Linked DNA regions of Homo sapiens: region 1 is linked to region 2. A link is a contact called in ENCODE Hi-C data. All regions are on one chromosome and are shown on one strand. Each heading gives the region's core, a stretch centred on a gene start or an enhancer-like site at or near the end of the contact. The rest is flanking DNA. Distances are from core to core; before and after follow the strand shown.

Region 1 (3,770 bases), core at 974-3,473, 450 kb after region 2:
GCTCTGCCATGTGCTAGCTCTGGGGTCCCAGCTACTCACCTCACCTCTCTCTTCCTCCTAACTTAACAAAAGGATAATAAGAATCAACTTTATGAGCTGCAAGAGGATTCAAGGAAGACAGCCCTATAAGATTCTTAGCCAGTGCCCAGCACAGAGTAAGAGTAAAGTAAATGTCAGCTAATACCTTCACAGTTCTTGAAAGGTCTGTGTCTCAACAGAGGAGTTTCTTTCATCACAGACCAAGCCAAGGACTAACAGTTTGTGTAATCGGCAAATTATTAAGAAGCAACATGCTGGGGCTGGGAACTCGAGATGAAGATGGAGATGCAGTTGGAGCAGGGTGGGTGTATTAGCCTGTTTTCATACTGCTATAAAGAACTGCCCGAGACTAGGTAATTTATAAAGGAAAGAGGTCTAATTGACTCACAGTTCAGCATGGCTGGGGAGGCCTCAGGAAACCTACAGTCATGGTGGAAGGCAAAGGGGAAGCAAGGCACCTTCTTCACAAGGCGGGCAGAAAGGAGAAGTGCCGAGCGAGGGGGAAGAGCCCCTTATAAAACCATCATATCTCGCGAGAATTCACTCACTATCAGAGAACAGCATGGGGGAAACCACCCCCATGATTCAATTGCCTCCACCTGGTCTCTCCCTTGACAGGTGAGGATTATGGGGATTACAATTCAAGATGAGATTTGAGTGGGGACATAAAGCCTAATCACATCAAGGCTTTCAGGCTGCAGAATGGGAAGCTGGAAAGGAAATCCAGAATCCAGCAGGACGCTTTGACTCAAAGAACTGAGCAAGAGCAGAGACTAAGCAGAGGCCATAGGGTGGATAGATGGATGGTGGAGGGGAGTCAGGAAAGGTTCTGGAGCTGGCAGGCGTGGAGCAGAGGGCAGGGATGGCATGAAGCAGCGTCACCTGCCTCTGCCCACTCAGAACACAGAAGCCCCGCCCGCCGATTCCTGGTGTCCTCAAAAGGCAGAGGGAGGCAATGGCAGCATTCATGGCCAGGCTCAGAGGCCACACCCTAGGGAGTCTGGGGAGAGGGGGAATCATCCCCGGGACAATCTTGGCCCAGCTCCTGGGGGCAGCAGTGAGGGCAGAGGGGAGGGATGCAAGTCGGCCGGCATGGACCCACACATAGACGCCTTGACAGAAAGAGAGGCCATTCCTACATTGCTTCTTGGTTGAAGTCATTGGTACGTGCTCTATGAGAGAAGGGGATTTCCTCTGGGAGAGGAGCCTGCAATGGACTGAATGTGAATGTCCCTGCAATATTCCTGTGTTGAAATCCTAACCCCTGGTGTGACAGTGTTAGGAGATGGAGCCTTTAGCAGGCAACTGGGTCACGAATGGGGTTACTGCCCTTATTAAAGCGACCCCAAAGATGGACCCCTCTTTCCATCAAGTGGGAATACAAAGAGAAGCCAGCCGTCTTTAGCCCGAAAGAGGGCCCTTAGCAGCCCCGGACCACGTAGGCACCCTGATCTCAGACTTCCAGCCTCCAAAACTGCGAGAAACAATGTCTGTTGTTTAGATACCACCCAGACTATGGTACTGTGTTGCAGCAGTGCCAGAGGACTAACAGAAGCCCCAAAGATGATTAAAATTAACCAAAGATAATTAAAATTAAATCGATTTTTTTAAAAGAAGAAACACCAAAAACCCACTGCAGTTCAAACACACTTACCTGGACAGAAAATTTTTAGGGAAAAAAAAAGATAGCTGCAATACACACACACACACACACACACACACACACACACACACACCCCAAATGCCAAGCTTCTGAATGCAGAGCAGGTGTGTCCCACCGGGAGGACATTGCCATCAGGAGGCTCTGGCTGATAATTAAGCTACAAACATGTACAGAGGCATGGCTGTAGCCAGAGAACATTGTAGATCATTAGGAAATTTCACCTTCTCTAGCTAAGGAGAAGAAAAATGTGGAGAATCTAGCAATCGCCTCCAAAAGCTTTCGCTTAGTGCCAGTACAATCTAAGAACAAGGAAGGGGTCAGAGAAGGGCCATGACAGAAGGAGAGGCCAGGAGGGGGCAGGCCCCGGGCACAGGGTTTGAGCCCCTGTGTCTGGGACTGTGGGAGAGGACTCGCTGATAGCAAGTTACTGCTGGCAGAGTTCCCATTTTTTCAGCTCTTGCCCCTGGATCTGGGAATGTGCTGCTCACTTCCTGTAGTCTTTCTGCCTTTGAGAATGAATTTCTAAACAGTAAAGATCCAGCTCTATGAATTCACCAGCCATGACTTCAAAACAAGTTTCCCGACTTCAGAGAGGCACACCTGTCATTGACTTGGGGGGCCATTTAGGGAATCAAGTGCCCCTCACTAGGGCCCAGCTGGTTGGCATGGAAACCCTCAGTGCACAGATGCAGGCTCTGGCAGGTTCTGGCATATTCTGGGGCAGAGCAAACTCCCCCGCTGTTCTGATGCAGCCCATCTTGGCGCCCTGGAGCCTGTCCATGGCTAAAAGCCAAACCACGTCAACGTTGAGATATTTTCCACCAGCACGTTATCACTCAACAAATAATGGGAATGCTAGACATTGAGTAAATAAATACGAATTTGAACAGGGGACCTAAAGGGTTTGCTGACCAGTGGGGTCTGTGGTCAGGGAAGGCTTCCCTGAGGAAATGATGCTTAAGCCCAGTCCTGGATGAATGAGTGAGGGCTCCCCAAGGAAAGGTCTTGGACAGAGGATTTCATGGGACTGTCATGGGAAAGGCTCTGAGGTGGGCTTGAGAAACTAAGAGGAGCCCAGGATAGCAAGCAGGAGAGTGGAAGAACATAAGGGGTGGAGGCTATGGTTGGGGTGAAAATGCAGGCGATAACTGTTGTGCCCGTTACTTGGCATTTTTTAAAGGGGGCAGGGGTGATGAGCACGGTTTTTCATAAAAACAGTCAACTCCTGCCAGGTGTGGTGGCTCACACCTGTAATCCCAGCGCTTTGGGAGGGCGAGGCAGGCAGATCACCTAAGGTCGGGAGTTCGAGACCAGCCTGGCCAGCATGGTGAAACCCCGTCTCTACTAAAAATACAAAAATTAGCCAGGGATGGTGGCAGTTGCCTGTAATCCCAGCTACTTGGGAAGCTGAGGCAAGAGAATGGTTTGAACCCAGGAGGCGGAGGTTGCAGTGAGTCAAGATCGCACCATTGCACTCCAGCCTGGGCGACAGAGTGAGACTCTGTCTCAAAGAAAACAACAACAACAACAACAAAAACGGTCAACTCCAAACTTCTCCCAATCCAGACAGACCAGTTCACAAGGGCCTAATGTCTTTCTCTACCAGGTAGAGAACGGCCTGATGAAACAGTGGCTATTTTCCCCAACTGCTTACATGAGAACACAGAGTCTTGGAGAATCCAAATAACTTGCCCCAAACCAGGAGGCCAACATGTGAAGGATCCTCAGATTTGGAATAAGATTTGTCTGACCTAATTTCCGTCCTGGCACAATTTGCGTGCCGCCTGCAACTGAGTTTTCGTTGAAGGGTCACTCACTCCGCCATTGAGTGATATTTATTGAGTGGCTACTGCATGCCAGAGGCTGTTCTAGGCAGAGCCCCGGCCCTTGAGGAGCTTATCTTCTGGCGTGGGGATGAGAGGATGGAATGCAAGAACCACAGAACACACACCCATCACAGGCGTAGTGCAATGATGAAGATGCAATGGGATCAGGTGGAGGAGACTCAGGGGAGGCCTGAAGACGTGACATTTGGGTTGAGACATGAATGGCAGGGGACATTTGTGGA
Region 2 (3,924 bases), core at 599-3,098:
CACAAAGTCATGTTGTGTAAGTAGCAGTTTCCCAAACTAGGCAGTGTAAGTGAGAGCTCTAAACCACTTAGTGGATGAGGGTATACTGATTTTAATTTTTAAAAGTTGAGTTATTATTGGAACATGAAAGAAAGCCTATTTCGCAGAATCAGCCAGTGAGGCATTCCTTCTTTTGTCAGGATCTTGTAGTTGCTATGTCAATTAATCTGCTTTCTATTTAGGCCATTGAAATAAAGTTATATCTAAAACCTTGAAGTAAGGTACAAAAAGTCTACAGCTTCCTGGAACACAGCCTAGACGCTGGAGTTAAACAAAAATGGACACAGGGGTCTTAAGACCCCCCAGTAGAATATGCAACACTGCTAGGGTGCCTTGAAGATCCTTTCAGGTTTGTCTTCTTTTTTATCTCTTTATTTTCCTTTTTTTTTTTGAGACGGGGTTTCTATTCTGTCGCCCAGGCTGGAGTGTAGTGGTGCACTCTCAGCTCACTACAACCTCCACTTCCTGGGCTCAAGCAATCCTCTTGCTTCAGCCTCCCAAGTAGCTGAGACTACAGGCATGCACCACCACGCCCAGCTAATTTTTGTATTTTTAGTAGAGGTGGGGTTTCACCATGTTGGCCAGGTTGGTCTCAAACTCCTGAGCTCAGGTGGTCCGCCCACCTCAGCCTCCTAAACTGCTGGGATTACAGGCGTGAGCCACCGTGCCCTGCCCCTTTCAGAATCTTCTGAGAATTGTCTTACTGTAATATTCCTTACACATTTGGTTACCGACCTTCCCAGTACGTCATTGGAGAAAGCAAAGGCAAAAGGGGGAAGGAGAGAAGTAACATTTGTTAAATGCTAACTGTGTGCCAACCACTTGACATGGTGCATGTTATCCCCATTTTACAGATGGGAACGTAGAGGCTGAGGGAGGTAAAGTAACTTGATTAAGTTTACCCTGCTATGAAGTAATGGAGTTGGGATTTGAACCACTAAGGAACACACTCAGGTATTGTTAAGTAAAAAAAAAAGGGATAATGATTGAGCACACTGGCTTACGCCTGTAATCCTAACACTTTGGGAGATTGAGGTGGGTGGATTGCTTCAGCCCAGGAGTTCAAGTCCAGCCTGGGCCATCTGGCAAATCCCTGTCTCAAAAAAAAAAAAAAAAATACAAAAATTAGCTGGAGGTGGTGGTACACACCTGTAGTCCCAGCTACTCAGGAGGCTGAGGCAGGAGGATCAATTGAGCCTGGGAAGTTGAGGCTGCACGGAGCCATGATCATGTTATTGCACTCCAGCCTGGATGACGGAACTACGATAACAACAACAAAACAAAACACATGATGAATACGCACTGAAAGATCAAATTAGATTCTCTACCTCCGTTGAAGAAGGTAAAAAAGTATATAGTAGAATCCCTCAGAAATATGAATGGTTAGAATTATTTTTAAAGTTTTGTAAATGTGGGGCAAATTTCTATTTTCTGGAAAATTCTTCTGGTGGAACACCTTGCTCTCTAAAAGTGCCAGATAAATGAGATTCCGCTTGATTTGAGAGCTAAGTTCTATGTCCAGTTCTTCCTTGCTGTTATTAAGCAGCAAAGAGAGACCCATGGTTGCACACTGGGAGGCTTTTCTCTTTATCGTTACTGTGTTTATAGACCCGACTCCATCGGGGGTGCTTTTAAGTAAGTAATTATTTTGGGGCATTGTTGCTCTTTTTCGTTCAGTGCGTAAGTATCACTCTCTACTGCTTTCTGATCTTTTTACTTTTATTTTTATTTTTATTTTTTAGTACTTCCAAGTGAGAAGGGATGTGGCCTCCCAGCTGGTGTTTGTCAGGGTTACATGGTACATGTGCAGGAAGGGCCACATCAGCAGGCCTTGAGTAATCCATCCGCAGTCTCGAAGGATGAATCATTCATGAAAGCAGTTTTCCATCCCGCTCACTGGATGCAAGCCTTTCTTGCAAAGTTGATTTCTTTTGCAAAATTAACCTTTGCTTTCTGCTCCTTGCCCACACAGCTTTTGAAATAGGAAGCCCACAGAGTTGTGTTGTTTTTTTCTAAGTAAGTCTAACGGACTGGGCATTTGTAACTTCAATTATTACGCAAGGTATTGAATTCCGCCTATGAAATCTATGAAGGTCATTGCCCGTGGACTTAGAAGTGCCTAGCAGAGTTGAATGGTATGTGGGCTGTGTGTGTATGATCCATATGGCTGAAGTCGTGGTTCTTACTATTACTATATGATTATGTATATTTTAAAAATAGCTCCTTCAGATTTTAACTAGTTTTAAAACTCAAAGTATGTGAAAGGGTTTGCATTTGATAGAGGGGGGAAAAGGCATACTTAATATCCAGGGTTGATAAGCGAAGGCGTGCCACCTCCTGTAAGTCCACCCCTTTCATCCTTTACCCCCATTTCTCACACTACTTTTTTGGTGTTTTGTGCGTTTTTATTTTTTCCGAATTGCAGCAGTGCAGACAGGGAGAAGAACTAAAATCACTCTATAGCTGGCCTCTGCTGCTCATTACGTTTTAGTGGGATAAAACCTTGTCTTGCCCTCCTAGTTGGAGAACCAGCTGAATTGCACCTTTGAATGTTGCTGGGTTTTGTGCCAACCTGCCAGCTGATGGGGCAGACCAGCAGCTTAGTGTCTCCTTTGCTGTGGAAGCAGAACTGCGTCCCCATTATTTGACAGGCAGGAAACGGTAAGGCTAGCAAAGCGGGGACTGAAGACTTCAGGTGTCCCAGCTCCTACCCCAGAGGTTGGTCGCAGACACAGGTTTATAAAACATCAGTATGTGGAGCCACCTTCTCTGAGGTTGTCTTGTTGTGTCTGTTTCTTCCTTAGAAAAGCACATCCCAGATGGGCATGATGGCTCACGCCTGTAATCCCAGCACTTTGGGAGGTTGAGGCGGGTGGATCATTTGAGCCCAGGAGTTGGAGACCAGCCTGGGCGACAAGGCAAAACCCCATCTCTACAAAAAATACAAAGATTAGCCGGGTGTGATAGTACACGCCTGTAGTTCCAGCTACTCAGGGGAATGAGGCAGGAGAATTGCTTGAGCCCAGGAATTCGAGGCTGCGGTACGCTATGTTCACGTCACTGCACTCCAGGCTGGGTGAAAAAATGAGACCCCATCTCAAAAAAAAAAAAAAAAAAGAAAAGAAAATCACATCCCAATCCTAATACTTTTAAAAGTTCATGTGCCAAATTTAATATTCAAGTTGCTAACATGTTATCTGTATGTAAAAAAACCTGTTCTTCTAACCAGACTTCTTCCAGACTTGTTTTGATCAGTCTCAACCAGCATATGTCATTGGCACATTTAAGCACAGGTATGTAATTTTTAGCAATAGTGAGATGTTCTATAGTGGAGTGCCCGTGTCACCTGAGTTGTGGTGAACAGTTTCAAATATCCTTCATTTTCCAGTATTCAAAAATGAGGAAATGACCTCAGATTTCAGTGCTATGATAATTCCCCTAGTTATCTCCTAATTCTGTGCTTATTTTGTGTTGCAGCAAGTGAAGCTCAGAGAGCTCGCGTGCTAGGTAGGCACTAAGTGGTAAAAATGATGTAACATTTTCTGGGGAAATGTATCCAAAGATCAATTTGTAATAGAAAAACAGTATTCACTGGGCACTTAGGTTTATATTATGATAGCAGATACTTGAGAACCTTCTTGGCATAGAGGCATTCTGTGGGTTTCATGGTGGCCCATGAGTTAATTGGCAGCTGGAGTGTGAAGTAATTGAAATAATTGACCCCTGAGATAATGGGTGTATAGGCACTGGGGTTCCTAACTATCGAGGAGGAGACTGGGGTTCCTAACTACCGAGGAGGAGACTGGGGTTCCTAACTACCGAGGAGGAGACTGGGGTTCCTAACTACCGAGCATGCTTCTATGGGATGTCATTGAGGTGTTTCCT

The links. Hi-C counts contacts between places; a loop is a spot of excess contacts on that map.
Region 1: a map with no recorded cell type shows a loop between it and region 2 (2.7-fold over the local background). The contact joins two enhancer-like sites. A Hi-C loop is called at or near these places in 1 of 37 single-sample maps with no recorded cell type.

The regions. Positions count from the first base shown.
Region 1 is chr17:66,902,973-66,906,742 of GRCh38, forward strand. No RefSeq gene overlaps it. Among named protein-coding and RNA genes, the nearest start is that of CACNG4, 60 kb to the right of the region's middle. Within about 2 kb of position 2,224, at least 15 of the 41 ENCODE cell types and tissues checked have a DNase peak (open chromatin) inside an H3K27ac peak, as active enhancers do.
Region 2 is chr17:66,458,068-66,461,991 of GRCh38, forward strand. The region is part of intron 2 of PRKCA (protein kinase C alpha); the gene reads left to right. Among named protein-coding and RNA genes, the nearest start is that of PRKCA-AS1, 43 kb to the left of the region's middle. Within about 2 kb of position 1,849, at least 12 of the 41 ENCODE cell types and tissues checked have a DNase peak (open chromatin) inside an H3K27ac peak, as active enhancers do.